Regions from separate parts of the Homo sapiens genome. Here all the other regions are linked to region 2. A link is an interaction called in ENCODE POLR2A ChIA-PET data of the cell type or tissue named here. Cell type or tissue: HepG2. All regions are shown on one strand. Links, peaks and the distances in the headings refer to the core of each region. The heading gives the core; the rest is flanking DNA. Region 1 has its middle 21 kb from the start of TMEM17. Region 2 has its middle 71 kb from the start of TMEM17. Region 3 overlaps LOC105374764 (a long non-coding RNA gene). Region 4 has its middle 39 kb from the start of TMEM17.

Region 1 (5,889 bases), core at 367-5,366, 51 kb before region 2:
TTCTCTTTCTCTCTCTTCATTTCTGAAACTCCAGTTACATCTAAAAGTAGACTTCTTTACATTTGTATTATGTATGTCTCTTATGGTTTTAAAATGTATTTTTTCTTTTTCTTTTTGAGACAGAGTCTGGCTCTGTTGCCTAGGTTGGAGTGTAGTGGTGCAATCTTGGCTCACTGCAACCTCCACTTCCTGGGCTCAAGCCATCCCCCCACCTCAGCCCCCCAAATAGCTGGGACTACAGGCACACGGCACCACACCTGGCTAAGTTTTTTTTTTTTGGAGAGATGGTGTTTCACCATGTTGCCCAGGCTCAAACTCCTGGCTGGCCTCAAAAGAGATCTGCCCACCTTGACGTCCCAAAGTGTTGGGATTACAGGCGTGAGCCACTGCACCCAGCCTTTAAAATCTTTTTCCTTTTTTCTCCCCATGCTTTGATCCATGAGTATATTTAGAAGCAAAATTGGTGATTATTAGGCAGACTGTGTTTACTACGAGCAAATTATATCATTCTAACCTCACTTTTTTCTTTGCTAGAATTACCAGATAATGCCTATCATACCCAGTGTTTCTTTCCAGATGAAAATGCCTCATCCACAGCCCTCTGTTCATGGAAGTAGAGTTGGGATATTCCCTGCACAGCAGTGGCCAATCAGATTAGCTCTCTCTGTGATTTGGAATAGGGCAGTGTAGGAGGGACTGGTGAGTCAGTAACAGAAACAACAAAATAACAAAATAAGATCCTAAAACAGAAGCAGATACTTGAAGGAGGTACCATGTAGGCAATAAACCAGAGATGCAGAGTAGATTTTGTCCAGAACTGCCTTGGCTCCTGGGAGCTATTTAATTCTAGGTATAGTACGTGTAATCTTACGAAAAAAGCCCATTTCTTGAGGTGACCTGAATGAACCTCTCTTCCTTGCAATCGGAAAGGACTAATCTATCCAGGAAATGTGAAAAAAAATGTGTATCTGGGCTTCAGCAAAGTATTTCACTAAGACGTGCAATATCTTATGGACAAAATTCAAAAATTTTCATTAAATGTGAATATATTTAATAAATCAGTTAATTAGAAACTTGTTAAGTGAACATACCCAAAGGATACTAATTAATGAATTGCTTCAGCCTGTAGGGAGGATTTTGTTGTTGTTGTTTTAAATGTAAGTTTCTTGCCTTGACCCTGTTCTATTAAACACTGTTATCACCTTTGTTGAAAACAGGCGCTTATCAAATTCACTAATGGAAAGCATATTATTTAATAGGTGCTTACAAGCTGGAACAATGGCTACTTCTTTTTTTGTTGTTGTTGAGACGGAGTCTCACTCTTTGGCCCAGGCTGGAGTGCAGTGGCAAGATCTCGGCTCACTGCAAGCTCCGCCTGCCGGGTTCATGCCATTCTCCTGCCTCAGCCTCCCCAGTAGCTGGAACTACAGGCACCTGCCACCACGCCTGGCTAATTTTTTGTATTTTTGGTAGAGATGGGGTTCACCATGTTAACCAGGATGGTCTTGATCTCCTGACCTCGTGATCCGCCTGCCTCAGCCTCCCAAAGTGCTGGGATTACAGGCGTGAGCCACCGTGCCCGGCTGAACAATGGCTACTTCTAACAAGAACACATTTAAAAAACAATTTTGATTATAAAAATAACATATTCTTATTGCCAACTATTGATAAAATTGAGAAAATTGTTTTTATGTCATACTCAGACATCCTCAAATTCTATATCTTCTATAATATTTAATATAAATAGATTAAAGACCAGCTCTTAGGTTCAGGATACCAGTTAGATAACCTCTAGATGGAAGAGTTTTGAGGTTGCCAGCTTCAGTGTGCTTTGGCTGCTGAAAAACTACTGGGATTTTGGGCAACATTAATAAAGGTTAAGTTCCAGAACCAGAGAGGCTACAGTCCTACACTACTGTCAAAGGGACCAGGCTTCACAGTATGTTTGATTTAGATATGCTTGAGATTATTTATTTTATTGGTTAATATTTGAACAGTTGTTGGGCAGAGAGTCTGTGTAATAAAAATACTCCCTCATCCTCAAGATATGGCTGAGACAAATTTTCTTAGTGATCAAGGCAGATAAAAAGTACAGCTTCAACTGTTCATTTTTATTTAGACTCCTAAATTTGCTTGAGGTTGTCTGATACAAATATCACAGGCATTAAAGTTAAACATTTCTCAGGAAACTTTTGTGCTTCTTAAAACCACACCTCCATTTCCAATGGACATAGTCCAAGTTTAGCTAGAATTTGCTTGACATAAAGTAGAGCTTGCTGACACAAAATTCAATGTTAGAAGCATTCTTTTTAAAATCAAGAAGACAAGGCTGTCTACTACTGCTCCTTTCTTTTACTCTGTACTGAACCAGGCAAGAAAAGAAAAGTAAAAGGTATAAAGATTGGAAATGAAGATATAAAAACTCATTATCCAGAGTTGAATTTCATGTGCTTTTAACTTTTTAGTAGCTTCCTAGGCTGTTTCACAGCTACATGTATCACACTTATTCCACATGTTGTGAGGAAATAACTAAAAGAGATTTGCAGGAAAATAACTGTGGTGGCAATGAGGGGACTTTAAAAACCATGGTACATGAAGAAAAGATTTAGGAATATTTCACTTGGGGGAAAAAAGACTCACAGGAGGGAAAAAAAGAGTCGAATTAGTTTGCCTTCAACTATTTAAAAGAAGAATTGTTATTCGAAACAGGGATTATCTACACCCTCCCCCACCCCCCCACCCCAACCCGCCAACCCCAAGGCCCCGGGAACCAGTGTCAACAGACAGGCAAGAGGAAGAGAGATATAAACTCTGGCAGAACTTTAAGAGTCAGAGTAATTCAAAACTGTGATGGGGTGCCTTAAGAGGTGAACAGTTCTTTGTCACTAGAGGTTTTCAGCTAAAGGCTAAGTAACCATGTGGTAGGAATGCTGTAGAATCCTCTAAGGCTTTAGGAACTAAAGAGCTCATTGTTCTTTGTTTGTTTGTTTTGAGACAGGGTCTTGCTCTGTCACCCAGGCTGGAGTACAGTGGTGTGATCATGGCTCACTGCAGCCTTGACCTTCTGGGCTCAAGCAATCTTCCTGCCTCACCCTCGTGTAACTAGGATTACAGGCATGCATCTCCATGCCTGGCTATTTTTTTTTTTTAAGTTTTTTTTGTAGAGACGAGTCTTGCTATGTTGTCCAGGCTGGTTTCAAACTCCTGGCCTCAAATAATCCTCCCACGTCTTCCTCCCAAAGCATTAGGATTACAGATGTGAGCCACCATGCCCAGCCACGAGCTCATATTTCTGAACCATGCACTGTCTCATTTAATCATGGCAATCCATTGAGGGACATTATTTCATCCCATTTATCAAATGAAACAGAATGTTTGACAAAAAGAGTTGTCTGGTATAACACCGCGGATAAGTATGAAAACCTGAGTTCAGGCCCGTGCAGTCTGTTTCCAGAGCTTTGACTCTTAACAGAATTTAGTGCACTAAATTGTCTGGAAAGAGTGGCTGGTTTCAATAATCTTCAAGCTTTCTTCAAACCCTGAGACTGTATAATTGTATGGGGGAAAAAGTCATGCCTAAAGGGGTTTGCATTAAAGATAAATTTTGTTGGCAGTGATGTCAGTTCTTGTTTTAGTATCTAAGCTTTAAGTTATGAATAAAATAAAAGTTACTGAAAATCCAATTAATCTAAATTAAAAAAACTATTGGATATTCACACGTCTACCAAGGCACAAATAAGTTGGTAGACAATGGCTGGGATCCCAGTAGATGCTCTTGGGGCTCTGGCAATAAGACTAAGCCTATAAATACCAGATGTAGTATGTCTTACAAAACCAAATATCAGCAGTTTTGAAGCATCATGGTACTGGGTTTTTCTTCTAAAGCCAGCAGTTGATGTTAGGCTACTTTTATATCATCTCTAAACAAAGTTGTTTTATTTGGCATTTTTGAATGTTTTATCACTGAGCTATAGATTATATCATACCATCACAGTCACAGAATGTCGTTTAAAATTTGTAGTTAGGTGCATTCTTCTGTGTACATATGCGACTCCTTCAAATATAAAAACTAGATAAATATACATAGAAGTAATGTGTGTGCAAGAGATAAGTACAGAGATTGGCCATTTGCCATTGTTATTAGGAAGAAAGGCATGCACACTGAGAGTTTTAACAAATTACAAATGCCAGGAAGAAAATAATATGGCTGTGTTTGAAAAGATCATGCTATTTACTTGACAGGCTCTGCCAGGGCAAAGTTACAGCTGTGGCCCTGCTTTGCAGATCATTTAAACAGGCTTTTCTTTATGTCACTGGCACTTTGGTCACATCCACAGAGCTTTGCCATCAGTAAATAATAATTATTATGTGTGAGAAGATAGCCGACAAGCAGCTCCAGTGTCAACACCACCATAAATGAATCAACAGACGCACACATTCGTTTCAATGGGTTTTGTTTAGTTTTTAATTCATGAACACTATCAGCCTTGTTAGAAGAGAAATAGAAGAAAAATCTATAGATTATAAGTTTGAAAAATTATAGTGATGTATATTACACACATATATTTGAGTGTGTGTGTATTCTAAAAAATCAAGACTGTCTTTTAATGTATTCTATCTAATCCTCTTTTTAATCTTTCTATATTCTTTATATTTGAATGTTTCTCATATTAACATTCCTTATGTCATATCGTCTTTATATTCATCTACCTAGGCAAACATGGGATAGTGAAAAGAGTTGGACAGCCTGATTTTAAACGTCACTACTTCCTAGCTGAGTTACTTGAATTCAGACTCAATTTCTCAATCGAAAATACCTACTGAGCAGATGAAAGGAAATTATGAACACAAAGATGTTCTGTAAGCTATGAAGAAAGTATCACACCAAAGTCAGGTCCAAAGGTCCATTTCCTCTAGTTTTGTCTTAGGTGGAAACTCAAAAGATCTATAAACCATCTTTTAAGTAGCTAATGATGGAAATAAGCATGGATATGAATCATGGTACAGCACAATGGAAATATTTCACTGAACTCTTTTCTATTTATCCTTATTTTAGCTGTCATGGTGAACCATGAAGGCTACTGGTTACTGTTATTGTAGTAAAAGTTCCTGTAGTTGTTATCGTAGTCATTTTTCTACTGTTATAAGAAATACTATAATAGAAGCAAATTGTAGTCAGCTAAGAGAAGAAGGGGACAACCTGTGTAGGTGTGGTTGGCATTTAATAAACATTATTTAGTTAACACATGCAAATGTACCCAACATTTCCATCTTATGTTAATCTTTGGAAATTTAAGGGAATGAAAAATGGCTTGGCAATTGTTTTGAGGCTTCATTTCTCAGAGCTTATTTGGCATTTTGGCCCTATAGGAGTAGGTGGGGCAGCAAATCCCAGATTGAATTTCTGAAGCATTCTTCTGCCTGAGCGTTTTGGAAAGTCACACAAGGCATTAGTAGGAGCCTCCTGTGGAAAAAAGCTCTCTTAACTTTTTTCAGGATGTGACTAGAATTTCAAATTTCTTTGCTTATAGCAAGTTAGTTGGGTATTCCTTACTTTGTTTTGTACTTAAATAAAGGAAACATTGATCCTTTAAAAGCTTTGGGGAAGGACAGAGTTTTTTATTTAACAGTCTGCCACTGGGGTGAGAGACGGGTTCAGGTTTGAATGGTACAGTGCTGTCAGGATTTTTCCAGTCTGAAAACTCCAAGGCGAGAGATGTCATCCCGAGTGGCAGACAGTGATCCCTGCAAGATACCGGGGAGGCCGGCAGTACATAATGTATAAGGATGGAGGGGGCAAAAGAGGAGGCTGGAGAAAGAGTGGCTTCATTCCTAGTCGTGGGGTGGATTGTTCACTTTGTGTTACTCTTCTGTGATGACCAAAATGCT
Region 2 (5,889 bases), core at 656-5,655:
TCTGGATTATCTTTAAGTTCAAAGTCAACAAGCCCTGCCCACTTGTCTAGTGCTTTTAATCAGCTTTTTTAGTGCAGAAAACCAAGGATTACTAGATGATATGGTTTGGCTGTGTCCCCACCCAAATCTTATGTTGAATTGTAATTCCCATAATCCCCACGTGTGGTGGAAGGGACCAGGTGGAGATAATTGAATCACAGGAGCAGTTTCTCCCATTCTGTTCTCATGATAATGTGTTAGTTCTCACGAGATCTGATGGTTTTATAAGGGGCTTCCCCCACTTCACTGGGCATTTATTCTTCTCCTTTCTGTCTCTGTGTTTGTTTCTCCTTCCGCCATGATTGTAAGTTTCCTGAGGCCTTTCCAGCCCTGCGGAACAGTGAGTCAATTAATCCTCTTTCCTTTATAAATTACCCGGTCTCGGCTATATCCTATAGCAGCAGAAGAATGGACTAATACACCAGATATCTGAGGACAGTCCCCAGTGAAAAAGATAGAGACCTAAATAAGTACAAAAAAAAAAAAAAGCAACATGAAGCAATGGAGACTACGCAGGGAGAAGAAAACAAACAAGATTTCTCATATCCTCAGATAATAGACAAATGCTGCATACATGAAAGAAGAATAGGAATAGAATAGTATATAAAAGGTCATTTAGAGAACAAAATGAGCTCTTAGAAATTAAAAAAAATTAAAAGACTAGGATGTAAGATTAAAAATTTTCTCAAAGTAGAAGGTTAAGGATTTTTCTCAAAAAGTAGAACGAAGAGTAGACAGAGGAGAGAAAGGGTAAGGAAATGAGAGGTCTGTTCTAGAAGGTTTATTATCCAAATTATAAGAGCTCCAGAAAACATAAATGGAGCAGAGAAAATTATCAATGAAATAATTCAATAAAATTTCTCAGAACTGATGAACATGAATTGCTAGAACAAAAGGGCCTGTATGGATGAAAACAGACCCTCACAAAGGCATGTTGTAAATTTTTAGAACTCTGGGGAAAAAAGAAAATTACGTAAGCTTCTAGAAAGGCATAAACAAGTCACACAAAGTTAAGAATCCAAATAATTTCAGACTCTCAGCAATGTACTATAAACAAGACAAGGGAGCAATACCTTTAAAATACTGAAGGAAAATTATTTCAAAGCTAGAACTTTATACCCAGCCAAACCATCAATCAAACAGGGCTACCGAATTGTACAATTCCAGGGAGCAATATTCAGAATGCAGTGTTAAACAATAAAGTGGCTCACATTCAAGAATGAGGACAGAACAATGACATTTTCAGACATTTAAGCCTCAAAAACTTATTTCACATGCACCCTTTCTCAAACTACTGGGGAATGTGTTCCACCAAAAAAAGTAAACTAGGAAAGAGGGAGACATGAGATATAGACAGGGCTGTCTTTGTGGATATCACCCCATATACTCACACAGGATACTGCACATAGAAGGACCCCATACTTGGTTTAATGCTCTGCTGTTGTCATCTTGAAATTCTTATAATTTTTTAACAAGGGACCCCAGGTTTTCATTTTGCACTGGGCCCCACAAATTGTGTGGTCTGATCTTGGATACAATAAGTACATGATCCATCCCAGGTGAAAGGCAAAAGGAATCCTCATAAGGACAGTGAAGAGAGATTCCAGGACAGCTATCAACAGACAGAGGGCAACTGTTTCAGAGAGGAGCATGAGACTCAAGAGACAGACACGTTGGTGACCTTCATAGCCAAGTTTTCACTGCTATTTTACTCTCTTTTTCAACCCCAGGATAGAATGCTTGAGTGAGCTTGTCCAGATTCTTACTGTGTCATGACCTTTTGCTGAAAAAGCTCCAGCTCTCTATTCCATACCCTGCTGCTTGCATCAGTTGAGGACATTCATTGCATCTCACCAAAGATTGTGCTTAAACCTACATCTGAGAGCTGGAGGTGAGTTAGAAAATAGCATCCCCTACCCTCTGACTTTATTTCTGCCTGACTTCAATACCAGGCTCACCTGAGAACATTGCCAGGTGCTCAGACTGCATGGAGCCCTGTGTTTCCTAGGACTGGTGTATGACCTTGGCCACTAACTTCCCCAGAAAGGGCTCCTGTAAATGCTTAAAGAAGCTGATGCCGAGAAATTCTGTTGCATTCATGCCTGAGGTTTCAACTAATAGAACTTTGATATTTTTTTACACAGCTACTAAATTTTCAAAACTAAAGAATATATTGTTTAGGTATGTAAACATAGGTGGTGAAACCATAAAGCAGGGAATGATTAACGTGAAAGTGCCAATTTTTAAAAAGTGCCAATTAATATTAGCCTCTGGATAACCATGGGTGGGAAGTGAACAGAGGAGAGGTTTTGGGGGCAGGTGCATGGGACTCGTTAATGTTTTATTCTTAAACTAGGTTAGGTAGTGAGTACGTGGGTATGGGGTTTTACAGTTTTTTGTTTTTTGGGTTCTTTGTTTGTTTGTTTTTGTTTTTTTTTTGTTGTTGTTTTTTTGATGAGGTCTCACTCTGTCACCCAGCTTGGAGTGCAGTGGTGTGATCTCAGCTCACTTCAGCCTCCACCTTCTGGGCTTAAGTGATCCTCCCTCCTCAGCCTTCCAAGTAGCTGGGATCACAGGCATGCACCACCATGCTTGGCTAACTTTTTGTGTGTGTTTTTGGTAGAGACAGGGTTTTGCCATGTTGTCCAGGCTGATCTCAAACTCCTGAGCTCAAGCAGTCCACCCGCCTCGGCCTCCCAAAGTGCTGGGATTGCAGCCGTGAGCCACCATGCCTGGCCAGTTTTGGGCTTTTAATTCTTCTTTAAATTGTACCTATATTTTAATAAACTCTTCTAAGGGCAGTGAAAAGTAAAATAATGAATTTCAATGCCATTATCATAGGAAAAATTTCATCAACAGCCAATTTGGCCCTTGAGCCACATCAGTCTATATAGTCCTTTTATCATGGAATTTTGAATAAAAGACCTTAGACCAGCCAGTCCAAACTCCTTTTTATTTGTAACCATTATTATTTTAACTGGCTTTTGGTATATGCTCTTACTGTATAAGTTGCAATATAAATTTATAAGTTCATGTTGTTTTAGATGTGTGGTGAGTTATTAGACTCTCCTTGTTTCCTGGTGGTGTTTCTGTATTTTTCCTTCATCTGAGTCCTTTAACTTTTCTAAAGGTATGCTCAAGACTTTCTTCATTGGCCTTGATAATTTCATTCCACTTAAATATGGGGGTGGGACTGTGGAGGTGGAGACTGAAGGAGCCAACTCTGTCTTTTACCACCACAGTTCTCCTTCCTTTACTTCTCCCCCAGAATGTATTCATTTGGGTTTACTCAGTTCAATGCAAAGAGTTTGGGAGCCCAGGATCTTTTTGCCAAATTGGATGTGAGCTGACTCACTGACATATTTCTCAAGTGACCCATTGGTTCAATGAGTAACATCCTGGAAGAAACATGAGTTATTGTTAATCATAATTATTCCTTCACCTTTCCTGGAATGCCTTTGAAGGCACCAGGCATCAGCAATATCTGTCATCAAAAGCTCTTTTGTCTGCAGTTTCTGTGATTGCATTCAGCTTGTTCACAGCAGAGAGAGGTTTTTTTCCTAAGATGATGGCTTCCCTTCTCTCAAAGGTATCCAATATTTAGCCCGCCTGCAGAAAGGAAGTTGGCACAAGTTCTGAAGAGCCAATCAATTCCTTAGCTTGTTCTTCTTGAACAAGTGACCCTTTCTTGGTAGCTCTAGAATTTCACCACAATTGCAGAAGCTGAGTAACTTGTCAGCTGGTCATTTGTAACCAATAAACTGAAAAGATTATCCACCTTACATTTTGGGTAAATAGACAAAATTTGTAATTCTGGAATTGTGTCTTCAGGGCTGACTGTACTGTGGAATCACATCTGGACAAGATTTTGCTGTAGTTCTTGGCATTCCTGAACAGAATAAAAGCATGAAGGAATTAGAAATCTAAGCCAGAACCCATGCCTATTAATGTAGTTGTCTTCGTGTTAAAATGAGTAAAACATAAACTGAAGCACTGAGGTAAGAGGAATATTAGTTGTAACTTCTTTTGGCTGCAAAGGACAGAAACTCTGTGTACAGGCTTAATAGGAAAGGGACTTATAGGGATGCAAGAGAGTCATAGAAGCCAAGGAGAGAAATGTGGTTTGCCCTCAAGATGAGGTTGGAACCAGGAATGAGAAGGACCCAGGGACTCTTTCTTAACTCTGCTCCCCTTTGTGCATGTACATCATCTTTATTCCTCTTTGTAAATCAACTTTTCTTTGCTTCTCAGTGCAACACAGCCACTCCTGTGTTTGTTTTGTTAGTCATGATAGTCTAGGTTATGTTGAAATAAGAAATAAATCCTGGCTGGGTGTGATGGCTCACACCTGTAATCCCAGCGCTTTGGGAGGCCGAAGCTGGCGGATCAATTGAGATCAAGAGTTTGAGACCAGCCTGGCCAACATGGTGACACCCCATCTAAAAATTAGCCAGGCATGGTGGAGCATACCTGTAATTTCAGCTACTTGGGAGGCTGAGTCATGAGAATTGCATGAACCCAGGAAGAAGAGGTTGCAGCTAGCTGAGATCATGCCACTGCACTCAAGCTTGGGTAAGACGGAGTAAGACTCTGTCTCAAAGGAAAAAAAGAAATCCTAAACCATGAAGATGTTCTTCCTAACTCGTGTCACAATTTTCCATGGGCTGAGCAGCACTTCTCCATCCTATCACTATACCATTTGGAACACGTGGCCTCCGAGGTCACTGTGGCAGGGAAACAGAAAGTGAAAAGAGATGAGAAATATTTTCAACAGTTAGGCCTAAAATGATCTCATAATCACTTCTGTCTATTTCCCATTGGCCAGAACTTAGTCACATGGCCTCAACCTAACTGCAAGGAAAACTGGGAAATGAGATGAGCATTGGGAAGTTAGTGAGCACTAACAATCTCAGTCACATCTCCAATCAGCAGAAAACCCAGACCAATTAGTCCAAACTACTTGTTTCCTGAGGTTGTTTCTATGGGTTCAAACTCTGAATTCCTAGGGAAGAGACTCTTGCCCAGCCTTGCTCAGACTCCTGCCCAGCTCTGATCCAATCTGCTCTGTCTTAGAGGCAGGATCATGTTGAACAGAATATCTGCCAGGATCCCATCACTTTTAACATATGGTTCAAATGTGGAAGAGAAGGACAGTACTCAGAAAGGGTAGGCTTCTCAGACAATCGTTAGTGTCCACTACATAGAAGCATGTTTTATTTCTGGAGCCTCTGAGAATCAATCTTACACTATTTATGCTGTTTCTCAATAATGGTTTCTGGGTTTTAGGGAAAACCTTATTTTAAACATGCAAAAATTATAGTGAACCTATTTAGAAGAGTTAGGACTTACTGCTTTTCCCTCTAGAAAACGATTGACAAGACCTACCTTTGGAAATAAGGTACCTGACTTGTGAGGATGGTTACCAGACACACAAATGTGGAAGCCGTTTTTCCTGATCTCAGTTGAGAGCTGCTACTAGAACACAAAGATGGCACTGGAGTCCTCCCAAATGGACACCCCCCTACTGTGGTAGTCATTAGGGTTTTTCCAAAGAGTCTCATTCTTTTCTCCTTCTGGATATAAGATTGCACACCTCTGTCTCCTTTGTAATTAGATGTGGGGATATGACTTACTTTGGCCAATGAAATGGAAACAGAAGGGACATGTGTCACTGGTAGGCAGAGGCTTGAAGAGCCCCTTCATGATTCATCATACTTTCTTCTCCCTGCTTAGGTGATTGTAGAGGCGTATATTGATATGGAATAGCTCGGCCTGGATCTCCCTGCCTACTCATGCTGGACATCTAGCTTGAGCAAACAGTGAACTTTTCGTTGTGTTGAACCACTGAGA
Region 3 (5,889 bases), core at 381-5,380, 120 kb before region 2:
GGTCTCGATCTCCTGACCTAGTGATTTGCCCGCCTTGGCCTTCCAAAGTGCTGGGATTACAGGCGTGAGCCACTGTGCCCAGCCGAGACCCAGCTTTATTGAAGGTCCAATTTGCATATCATAAAATTCATTTTGAGTTGTGCCACCATCACAATCCAACCTTAAAATGCTATCACTCCAAAGATACTCCTACTTGTAGCATTCCCATTCCCATTCCCACCCTGTCCCTGTCCCAGGCAACCACTAATCTTTCTGTCTCTATGGATTTGCCTCTTGACATTTCATATAAATAATACAATATGTGGTCTTCTGTGTCTTGCTTCTTTTGCTTAGTGTAATGTTCTTGAGACTCCTCCATATTGTAGCATAACAGTAATCTGTTCCTTTATATTGCTGAGTAATATTCCACTGCAAATACCACATTTTCATTCACTGATGGTGAACATTTATTTCTAGGTTTGGGCAGCTATGAATAATGCAGCTATGAACATTCATAGCTTCTGTTCTTATATGCACATATATTTGGAGTATGTGCTTATTTTGGGTAAATTACTTCTAAAAACTGGCCGGGCACAGTGGCTCACGCCTGTAATCCCAGCACTTTGGGAGGCCAAGGCGGGTGGATCACCAGAGGTCAGGAGTTCAAGACCAGCCTGGCCAACATTGTGAAAACCCGTCTTTACTAAAAATACAAAAATTAGCTGGGTGTGGTGGTGGGTGCCTGTAATCCCAGCTACTCGGGAGGCTGAGGCAGGAGAATTGCTTGAACCTGAAAGGCAGAGGTTGCAGTGAGCCGAAATTGCACCACTGCACGCCAGCCTGGCCGACAGAGCAAGACTCCGTCTCAAAAAACCAAACAAACTACCAAACTATTTTCCAAGTCAGTTGTACCATGTTACAATCTCATCAGCAATATATGAAAATTATAGTTCTTCCACACTTTTGACATTTGTTATTGTCTTTTATTATAGCCATCCTAGTGAGTATGAAGTGGTATCTCATTGTGGTTTTAATTTTCATTGCCCTAATGCTAATGATTTTGTGCATTTTCTTTTCATGTGTTTATTGACCATTCATATATCTTTGATAAAATGTCTACGTGGCTGTTCCTTTTTAAAATCCAGAGACAGAGAGATGGTCAATTTCCCTGGGAGGTGTAGAGGTTTATCGGGTTCACTGTTTGATCCCAAGTGCTGAGTACAAGAGTCAGAGAGTAAAGGGTCATGTATTAGCGTCCTGTGGCTGCTGTAACAAATTGCCACAAACTTGGTGGCTGAAAGCAACACACATTTATTCTCTTTCAGTTCTGCAGATCAGAAATCTGAAATCAGTTTCACTGGGCCAAAATTAAGGGGTAAGCAGAGCCTGCAGGGGCTCTACATTTCCTTGCCCTTTCTAGCATCCAGAGCTGCAGTGTTTGCATTCTTTGGCTCTTGGCCTCTTACCCATCTTCAAAGCCAGCAGCATAGCATTTCCAAATCTCTCTCTCTGTCTGCTTCCTTTGTCATATGGCTTTGTTTGTCTTCTGTAGTAAAATCTTCCTCTGCCTCTCTTTTAGAAGGACCCTTGTGATTACATTTAAGATCCATCTGAATAATCCGGGATAATCTCCCCACTCAAGGGCTTTCAGTCACACCAGCAAAGTCCGTTTTGCCATGTAGGGTAATATTCACAGGTTCCAGGGGTTAGGACCTGGCTGTCTTTGGGGGCCATCATTCAGCCCACCCAGTCAGTAACCTGTGAAATGCACGTGGCCCCATCAGCTCATGGTTCGGGGTTGGCTGGTCTTGAGGAAGACATCAGGCTGAAGGAAGTCTTCTGGAGGTAGGCCCTGGAGGGAGACCAGAGCCAGTCATGCTAGAGACCTCTCACCTCTTTCTTCTGACTCATCTCCTTTCTAGAAACTATGATATGAGGCGTTTGATAGCACGTGTGAGCCTGGAGGTGCTGAGGCAGCTAGCACTGTTACCAGGGTGGCGGCGGGGACAGGACCAGAACTTGGGGCCTCGCGCCCAGGTCCTCCCGTCCTTGCCTTCTCCCAGCTCCCCTCCAGGCTAACCACCTCCACGCGGGGGCCGGGTGCTGCTGCTGCCCTGAGAGCTCAGCCCCTTTCCCGGGGCGGGCACCGCTTCCCGGTCCCGGGCCTCTCTGCTCTCCCGAGGCGATAGCCACCCTGCGATCTCTCGCGCGGCCAGCAGGGGCCAGCATCCCCCGCGGAAAGGGTCGCTGGGCTGGGCTGGCCGAGAGCCGGGGATCGGCGACCCCGGGCGCCGCTGCCAAGCCCCCTGCCGTGCGGGCTGCTGCTTCGCCGTCCCAGCCCCGCAGCCTTTTGTGTCTTTCCACTTCTCCCCTGGCCCGCTGCGCTCTCGCTCTAGAGAAGGCAGAGACTGCCTTGGGTGTGGCAGCCAGGAGTGGACGGTTGCGGGCTGGGAGGCTGGCCGGGTTTCCTCCCCGTCGCGGACCTGGAGGAAGGGCTGGGTGCGGCGGGAAGGCCCCGGAGGGAGAGCTGAGCCTGGGTTGGTAGCATGGTGAGGAATAGCGGCCTCAGGGGCAGAGATGTCCGTTTCTTTGTGCACCGAAAGCTCTGAGAAGGACATCCCGATACCAGTGAACTTCTAGATTTGGAATGAGCTTCTTACCGAGCATCTCACATTCCAAAGTGCATCTGATTCGGAAGTCCTCGTGGTTCTACCTTCGGAAGGTGGGGGTGGGGTGGGCTGCCTGGGTGCAGAGGGCTGAGCCAGGCTGGTGGGAACTCCTCAGCGTCCAGCACCTGTGGGGCTGCAGCAAGCTTTTGCTGCTAGGCTCTAAACGAAGCCTGTAATTAAGGCCTTAGTTTAACTGGGTGCGCTCTCACTTTTATCTGTGGCCTGGCCTGAGCGGTTGCCTCCAGCAGCCTCAGCTACCCTCACTGCTTTGCCGCTGAACCCAGGAACGGCTATTCCACTGCAAGGGAGCTAAGACCTTCATTTGTTGCACCAACGTTTTCCTCATGGCTTATGTCTCTAGCCTCAGAGAAATCAGAGATTAGAGCCCAGATCTGGGGTCAGAAAAAGACCCGGGTGTTAGATCTGACTTTGCTACTAGCTGGGTGGCAGAAGATGGGGGAACACTTCGCTCCTTTCTACCTGTTTCCTCCCCTTGTTAAATGCGGAGGCTAATGACACTTACTGCAGATGGGGAAGCTAACAGCACTTACTGCAGAGGGTGTTGTGAGGAATCACTCAGCAAATTCTTGTAAAGGGCCAAGGTTAGAACTCAAGCCTTTTAAAATCCCATCTCTTAGTCTGGGCGGATCCCAGGAAGGTGTCAAGTCCAGCTGATGGGCATAGGTGTGTCCGTGAGGCAAGCCTGCTCTTGATGGAGCACGACAGGAAATGCAGCCTGGCCCAGCTGACAGACCTATCTACAGCGCATGTCCTCACAGGACCAGACCCTTCTGCTCCCCTTGGCTCCAGCTCCTAGATCATTCTCAGCAGTTCATTCCACGTGTAAGTGCACGCCCTCAGTTACTGTAGGAGCCAGACCACGTGGGTTCAATGTCAGCCCAAGATCCACCAGCCATGAGGCTTTGGGAAAGTCACTTCACCTCTGTAGGGACTGATTTCCCCATCTGCAAAATGGGCAGAGCGTGACCCATCTCGAAGCATTGTGGTAACGCATGGGGTGCTGCTGAATGGGACTCATTGCACTCTGCAACCTGGCTCTGGCGATTCAGACCGTGAATGCTTGGATTTTGATGGTAAGGCCAGAAAATGTTTAAAGGAGAGAACCCAGGATAAGTTGGGCCTTCTGGTGAGGTTCTTGCTACTCCTGGACAGCGTGCCCGTGTCTGTAGCAACTCAGGGCGAGGCAATGCTCTGGGGTTCCCAGACATCTGTGAGCGTGACAGCTGGTCCAAAGCTGTCTTGGATGTGTTTGTCCTCTCTAATCAAAAGAGTCCCTCGTGATGCCAAGATGGAACTCTGCAGACAGTTTGAGGAGAAACTAAATTCTGGTTTTGAAGTAAACTTGGCCTCAGTCTTTAAGGCAGATTCACAATCTATTATGAATAAAGCTGCTAGGAACATTTGTGTACGACTTCATATGGACATATGTTTTCACTTCTCTTGGATAAATATCCAGGAGTATAATTTTTGGGTCATGTGGTTTCCTTGCTTGTAGAATTTCTGACTGAAAATTGTAAGATAGTTGGATAATTGTTCCCTGGAGGGAGACATTTCAGATATGACAGGGAGAATGCCACAGGTATTGGGAGTCAGAGGTGGTTTTCATGAATATCAGGCAGCATTTCTGTAGTTGAGGGGTCTGCCTTCCACCTTGACTCAGCTCTTGAGGGCAGCAGCTGCAGCTGCAAAGAGGCAGGCCTTGTTGTGACCCTCAGGGGCCCCTTACTTACGTCACTGAAATCCACATCACTTGTTTCTTCGGAATGTCCTGATTATCAGCATGGTTCAAGGAATAGTTGAGGCCTTTGTCCTCAGGTTGGCCTGGGTCATGGTGACTTGCTGCTCGGGCAGGGCCCATGTTTCTGACCTCCTGACCAAGTTTCTTGACCAACTGATTTGATAGAGCATCAGAATTTTCATTAACTCACTTTCCCGGCTGTCACAACAAGGGATTTTACAAGAAGCTTAACCAGGGCTAATGCTTTTAATCACTACAAACTAACTTATTTTACACACTAACTTATTTTACAAACAAACTGTAATACTTAATTTTCATGTAGTCTGCATAAGCTCCTAACCTGAGAGAAAAAGAGAATGCATACAATCAACCCAAATGCCATTGTATATTGTTTTGAAATATTGTTTTGCTATGATCATTTTAAATGAATTTATATTTATTCTGTAAAAATAGAGATGGGGACTTGCTATGTTGCCCAGGCTGGAGTATGGTTGCTGTTCACAGGTGTGATCATAGCACACTGTAGCCTCTAACTCCTGGACTCAGCTGATCCTCCCACCTTGGCCTCCAAGTAGTTGGGACTGCAGGTGGGCACCACCGTGCCCCACTCATAATCATTTTTGAATACTAGATTTTTCTCAGGTCCTGATGAAATGGTTTTCCTTATGCAAGCAAAGTAAGGTAAACGTTTCATAAAACCAGAACATGATGAAAATAGGGGAGAGTGGGGCTCATGCCTGTTACTGTGAGTAACTGAATAGTGCCTCTGTCTTCTACATCAGCCTGTAGATAGTTACATATAATTAATCAGGCCAAGGTACTGTGTACTCTGGTCTCAGGAAAAGCATCTACCAGCGCTGCTGTGACCTTATTTAATCCTCACAACAAACCAATGGGTAGGAATGACTGCTGCACACATTTTACAGATGATGGAATTGAGGCTCCATGAGTTGATCAGTTTTCCCTCCTCCCTTTGCAGCAGTTGAGTAGCTGAGATGAGCCATCATAGGGAGCCATGGAGCGCCATGCCCACCCAAGCGTGGCTGCTGGGTCTTTGTCTCAGTCATTGAGCTTCTAGTTTTCTTTCTGCCACGGTGCTCCCACGTTTTTGTCATAAATGTCTCAGGGCCATTAGTCACTCTCACCCACAAACCTTTTACTCCCTTTTTAAAATTCAACATTTCACCATTATGTTCCCTCTCCTGGAAGCCAGTTATCAGAGCTGGGCATCCACCTGAATAGCAGACCATATTTGTATTTTTAAAAAAATTTTTATCCACTGTATGTATAAAAGGTTGCTCAGAGGCTATCAGATAAACTTAAGAACAGGCATTTTAGTCCTGAAGGTCGCATTTTTTCCCAGTCATTATTTTTATAAATAGTGAAATAAACTCTGAGATAAAGTCCTTTTAATATGGGCTGCACATGTCCCCTCCTTAGCACTTTTGTCTCCAGACAAAACCTTTTGAACTGGAACCCTTG
Region 4 (5,889 bases), core at 495-5,494, 110 kb before region 2:
TGCAACAGAGAAAGTGTAATTCACGTACAGCCGGCTGTGTGGGAGACTGGAGTTTTATTATTATTCAAATCCGTCTCCCGGAGCATTCAGGGATCGGAGTTTTTAAGGATAATTTGGTGGACAGGGGTCAGTGAGTCAGGAGTGTTAATTGGTTGGGCCAGAGATGAAATCATAGGGAGTTGAAGCTATCTTCTTGTGCTGAGTCAGTTCCTGAGTGGGGTAGATCAAGTGAGGCAGTTTATTGATCTGGGTGGTGCCAGCTGATCCATCAAGGGCAGGGTCTGCAAATATCTCAAGCGCTGATCTTGGGTTTTACAATAGATATGTTATCCCTATGAACAATTTGGGGAGGGTCAGAATCTTGTAGCCTCCAGCTGAATGACTCTTAAGCCATAATTTCTAATCTTTTGGCTAATTTGTTAGTCCTACAAGGGCAGTCTAGTCCCCAGGCAGGGAGGGGATTTGTTTTGGGAAAGGGCTGTTATGGGTCTTTGTTTCAGAGTTAAACTATAAACTAAGTTCCTCCCAAAGTCGGTGAGGCCTACAATTAGGAATGAACAAGGACAGCTTGGAAGTGAGAAGCAAGATGGAGTTGGTTAGGTCAGATCTCTTTCACCGCCTCAGTTATAATTTTGCAATGGCAGTTTCATAATCATGAGAAAAACATCAGAAATTTGTGGAGGTATGAGTTAATAGTATTGTACCAATATTAATTTCCTGGTGTTGATAATTGTGCTATATTTGTGTAAGATGTTAACATTAGGGGAATGGTACACAGAACTCTGTACTATTTTTCCAACTTTTCTGTAAGTCTAAAACTTCAAAATGAAAAGTTTCTTAAAAAGTGACTCAGCAACCGGGTACAGTAGCTCAGGCCTGTAATCCTAGCACTTTGGGAGGCTGAGACAGGAGGATCGCTTGAGCTCAGGATGGGCAGCATAGTGAGACCTTGTCTATATTAAAAAAAAAAAAGACTCAGCATTTTGTGAGGAGTAAAAGAGATGACACATATAAATAAGGTGCTTAGCACTGACACAGTAAGTGCTCAAGAAGTTTGTTTTAAAGCCCCATAAATGCTCAAGAAGTTTGACCCTCTATTATTTTTGTTATTTGACTTGAAAAATAGTAAGGGTGGCAGGTAAAGTAAAGGGCAATCCATTCAAAAACAGGAGGACTAGCAACAGCAGATACTTAGATGTGGAAAGGTACCCAGTACGTTTAGGTGGGTAGGGGGCGTAAGTTGACCAGACAGGCAAAAGCAGAAGTCTTTTAATTTTTTTAAAATAGGGAAATAATGGGACATGAGGCAGGAAAGGCCTCAAATGCCAAACTGGAGAGCCAGTTTTAGTTGGAGAAAGGCAGTAGGAAGTACCTTTGTTCAAAAGGGACAACAGAACTCAAGAAGTTCCTGCCTTTCAGAAAGGCCCAAATCAGGAGGGGTCCCCACTACCCTGCAGAGCTCCCTTGTCATTGATAAAGGACAAAGGATCTGAGAGAGAGGAAACCTTCTGAAAAGTTTTCTAGGAGTTTGGAATGTAAAGTTCTTCACCAATGAGTGAAGGATAAACTCCAGCCAGTAGGGTTTGATTCTGCAGGGTGGTAGTGGTGGGGGAGGGGTTCTGTGGCTGGTGCTCTGGGGTGGGAGGCAGTGAAAGCGGAACCTTCCTGCAGGGGCCCCTGGAAGCTGAGCATCCTTGGTGGAAATCCAAGCTCAGCCTGCTTCCTGCCTGCTGGTCCCAGACGCTGAAGCGCAAAAGGGAGAAAATGGATGTTGGGAAACAGTCCAGGAACATTCAACGTCGGCTGGGAAGTTAAACCAAATGCGATGTGAGTGTGACTTGCTATGTTCAGAGAGGTGGGAGGCCTACTTGGCCACATGAGGAGACAGAAAATGAGGCTAAGTTCAAGCTCACCATATGGGGGAGAGGGACTGGTCCTGTCTGGAACTTTCTGGATGTGCAGATGCCACCCTCCCTGAGCTGGCACACTTGGCCCTGGAAGCCTTAGGAAGCAGCTTATTTGAGGGTTCCACCTTTCCAGGCAGAATAGACCAACTGGAGGACCTGGGACTGCAGCCTGGCAGGGCTTTGCGCTGACCCCGCCCATCATCTCCCCTCTGAGAGGGGGAGCTACAGCAGTAGAAGGTCAAAGCAAGTGGGACCTGAATTTGACTTGCTATGTTTGGTGGAAGGTGTGGGTGGCTCAACTGCTCAGCTGCATGCGGGGCCATGGAGAGTGTTTCGTCCAACATTCTCAGTCCTGGCTGCATATTGGCATCACCTGGGGACTCCTTTTTCGAAACACTAATTCCATGGCCCCGAGCCCTTAGACATTCCATTTTATTTAATTTATTTATTTATTTGAGATGGAGTCTCGCTCTGTTGCCCAGGTTAATAGGTTCCAGGTGAGACCCAGGAATCAGTGGTTTGGTTTTTCTTTTTTTTAAGCTTTTTATTCTGAAAAACAGGGAATGGAATGACCCCACCCTCTTACCCCCAATTTACGTATTATCCCATTTAAACAATTTCAACACTTAGCCAGTCCTGTTGCAGCATTTCCCCCCGCCCACGCCTCCCCACCCCTGCACCTGCCCCTTGTTTACTTTGAAGCTATCACAGACATTCCCTGCCCATGATTGCAGGATCCCCAGGTGGTTCTCTTGTGCAGACAGGATTGAGACCCACGGATCTAGTCCAATCCCTTCATTGTGTAGATAAGCAAACTGCAGCCCAGAAAGGAGAAAGGACTTGCGAAAGTCCCACAAAAAGTCCCTTCCTACTTTAACATTCGATGAACATGTGAACTTGGAAGCACTATAGAGACTTCTGAAGTGTCTTTGTCAAAACACTTCTGGGAAAGTTCACCCAGGAGCCAAGGCCTCATAGAGATAGAGTGGGCTCTGCCTCAGGTGCCAACTGAGCACTTGTCTCTTCTGGTTCAGTCCTGCTTTGTTCTGCTTAGTCTCATTGAAAGACTGAGCAGTAATGACCCTGTTTGAATCCTCCCAAACTGCGTGTCCCTTTGGTTGAAAGTCAGCGGCTCTGTTTTCTGGCTGCAGGGCCAGGTGGAGCTGTGATGATTCAGGGCTGGGAAAGTCAGGGTTTCTGGCCTAAGGAGCTCCTCTAAGCTCCAGAGACATGGAGGCCAAGTAGTCTCAGAGGTTCACACAGTCTGCAAAGGCCAGGTGGCAGGGCCTGGGGTGGTGGGTGAGCTTCCCTGCAGGAGCATGTGGGCATGCCATCTCTCCTTTTTTTTTTTTTTTTTTCTAATCAGAAAACAGATGCGAATTGTGAAACCAAGTGTTTGTTGACTCAGGACTCAGGACGTCTTTCAGAGGAAGCAAATCCTCGGGGTACTCAGCATGCCCTCTGCTGGGTCTGGTTAGGAAGGCTTGGGGTTGAGGAGTTGTTAGTGGTATAACAGTAGCCCCAGAGTTTGATGTGGCTTTGGCAAATGTGCAGGGGGCTGGAGTGATTCCCTTTCCCTCCTCTAGGAAAGCCCCTTTCCACTTCACCCCTGCTGGGTGAGCCCTGTCCTGGTGCTCTTCCACGTGACTCTACAGAGGCAGCCAGCAGCCTTACTGGCTGGCTCTTAAAGAGGCTGCGGTTTGGCCCAGGGCTGAGCAAAGAGAGAAGGCCGTGTGTTCTCTAGCCTCAGGAGAGCTGGGGGCAGGGTATGCCAGCACATCCCTGGACTAGCCTACACCCTGTCAGGTTTTCAAAGCATGGAAAAGACCCTAAAAATTAGAAGATTGGGACCCCACATCTTCGTTTGACATTTAGCCTGAAGTCCAAGGGACAGTCATCTTTGGCCCCTTAAAATATCAGTGACTTCCAGTGGAATTACAGTTGGGGTCCTGACTTGAGCTGTTGATGTTTTTGTCACATCTACGTTTAACCTCTAGATTGCTAGATAGAACTGTGTGTATGTGGGTGCATGTGGGTGTTGGGGGAGAGGGTTGTCACAGTGGACTGAGTGTTCACCATAGAGAGAACTTGGAGACACAGGGGAGAACCAAAGAGTAAAGTCCCAGACTGCAAGACCCTTATGGTTCAGCTGATAAGCAGACAGTCCCATATATGTGCAAGAAACCAAGGATGCTTGTATTTGTGTTTGCCAGCAAGGCCGATTCAGGGGGCTGAAGCCCATCAAGTGTGGCTGTCAGAGAACTGGGGGATGGCTCAGAGGTGGGAGGGGACTAGCTAGAGGCATGGTAGCTAGAGCTAGCAGAGTTTGACAGAGCCAAGTGTTGTCCTTGGAACAAGAACCAAAGGTAACCTAGAAGCCCACATACCCCATTTCTGAATGCAGACCATGGGGTCAATTAGGGTCTATGTCATGTCAGGCCCAGCAATGGCAGCCACCCACCTCTTTTACCCTCTGTCATTGCATCCCCAGATGGCCAAGCCAAACAATACCTTTACTGTTCCAGGAAATGTACAAATGCATTTGATGATATTTCAGGTACACATTTAATTTTTAGTTAGCATAAATGTGTACACTATACAGGCAACACTTAGTACAGAAGAAGGTACATACCTAAATTGGCTAGTGGCATATTCCAACCTCAGGTTCAGGCCAAATAGAACTGGTTGGGCTTGTGGAGATTGCTAACCTCTTCCCTCAAAGAGGACCCAGGATGGGATCAGGGTGGGATGGGACATGTTATGCAAGGCTGGGAGGTCACCTGACCCCGTCACATGTGTGATCTTGGGGAAGTACAAACTTTGCTGAGACTTTTTACCTTCATTTTCAAACTGCATGGGCTCATTTAGCTTCTTGCCAAGATCTTTTCAGCTAATTCTTTTCTTTTTTCTTTAATTAAAAATCCAGAGATTGAATTGCCCTAGAAAATGCAAACATTCAATGGTGTTGCCAAATTAGGATTTCTTCTCCTCACTTTCAGAGCTCTTTCCAAGGAATTTTATTTAAAGAAAACAAACATTTACAGTTGTTGGTTCATCAGTCTGCCTGTTGCCTGTTGCCAGGTGTTGGGAGGCAAACAGCAGTTTGAAGACTATCTGGCTGTTCTTCTGAGTATAGTTGCTGAGGTCAGGAAGATAGAAGGACAGAAGGAGGCACATTCTTGGCTCCTGAGCATAGGAAAGTGTGCAAGGAGGCCCAGGTGGCTTTTCTGTTGGCTGACACTTTGCAGTCTTTGAGAAGACGCAGTGTCTGGTGCTCTAGAAGCAGGCTGTCTCCTGGCCATTGGCTGCCTGGGCAGCCTGGGTCCTGCTGGCTGGCTGCAAGTTTGTCTCAGGTTGTCTGATCTCTTTCCTTTCCGCAGTCCCTGAGAGAGTCCATCCCCACTCCAGTCCCAGGGCCTCTGCCTTTGTATCCCCATGTTCCCCGGGCCTTGATCCACATGTCCAGCATGTCCTCTCATTTTCCTGGCCCCTAAAGAAAAGTTCACCCCTGAGCCAGCAAGCTGCTCCTTCCTTCAGGTCTTGGAGCTCTAAGAAGACACCCATTAGTTGGTTTGTTTCCCTTTGGCATAATTACATCTTGATTAGTCTGCTTCCTCCACTACACTGATTAATCCTTGGCTGGGGGCACCTTTCCTCTGTATTATGAGCACTTCTCTCTCAATCTCTCCACCCCTAGGGTATAATTCCAAGGTCCTAAAGTTCCTCTTCCAAATCACAGGATCCTGGGGCTGGCTCTGGAGAGAGTTAAATGGGACATTGCACTCAAAGACAAATCTACTGTAAGGTTCTGATCTGAATCCCGAAATCTACATGTTCCCATGCAGAGTTCTCAATTCCTGCTTCCTCAATTCCCCTGCCTGGTGTGGCTGCCCTCAGAGGGATAAACATTCATGAGCAGATTTGGGCTCATGCCACAGCCTGTAGTATTTCAGGTGAGTGCAGTGTCGATAGATGAACATTT

Evidence for each region. Peaks named below come from ENCODE experiments on the same cell type or tissue, not always from the same donor. Only the 100,000 strongest peaks of a DNase experiment are listed, where the experiment ranks them.
Region 1: POLR2A ChIA-PET joins it to region 2 with 35 read pairs; 3 of 35 experiments call an interaction of 5 or more read pairs at or near these places.
Region 3: POLR2A ChIA-PET joins it to region 2 with 13 read pairs; 8 of 35 experiments call an interaction of 5 or more read pairs at or near these places.
Region 4: POLR2A ChIA-PET joins it to region 2 with 13 read pairs; 8 of 35 experiments call an interaction of 5 or more read pairs at or near these places.

Annotation. Positions count from the first base shown.
Region 1 is chr2:62,523,844-62,529,732 of GRCh38, forward strand. No RefSeq gene overlaps it. Among named protein-coding and RNA genes, the nearest start is that of TMEM17, 21 kb to the left of the region's middle. In HepG2, for the core only: a CTCF peak has its summit at 2,914; DNase peaks (open chromatin) are centred at 2,279, 2,928, 4,168 and 4,878.
Region 2 is chr2:62,574,717-62,580,605 of GRCh38, forward strand. No RefSeq gene overlaps it. Among named protein-coding and RNA genes, the nearest start is that of TMEM17, 71 kb to the left of the region's middle. RefSeq lists an enhancer at 3,062-4,261. In HepG2, for the core only: no CTCF peak of the experiment used is centred there; DNase peaks (open chromatin) are centred at 3,495 and 4,335.
Region 3 is chr2:62,454,921-62,460,809 of GRCh38, forward strand. All of the region lies in intron 4 of LOC105374764 (a long non-coding RNA gene), which reads left to right. It also overlaps a transcript of TMEM17 not described here. Among named protein-coding and RNA genes, the nearest start is that of TMEM17, 48 kb to the right of the region's middle. RefSeq lists a silencer at 1,909-2,468. In HepG2, for the core only: a CTCF peak has its summit at 2,215 (motif pointing right); a DNase peak (open chromatin) is centred at 2,271; H3K4me3 peaks cover 413 bases.
Region 4 is chr2:62,464,637-62,470,525 of GRCh38, forward strand. It overlaps a transcript of TMEM17 not described here. Among named protein-coding and RNA genes, the nearest start is that of TMEM17, 39 kb to the right of the region's middle. In HepG2, for the core only: CTCF peaks have their summits at 1,234 and 3,352 (motif pointing left); DNase peaks (open chromatin) are centred at 2,705 and 3,335.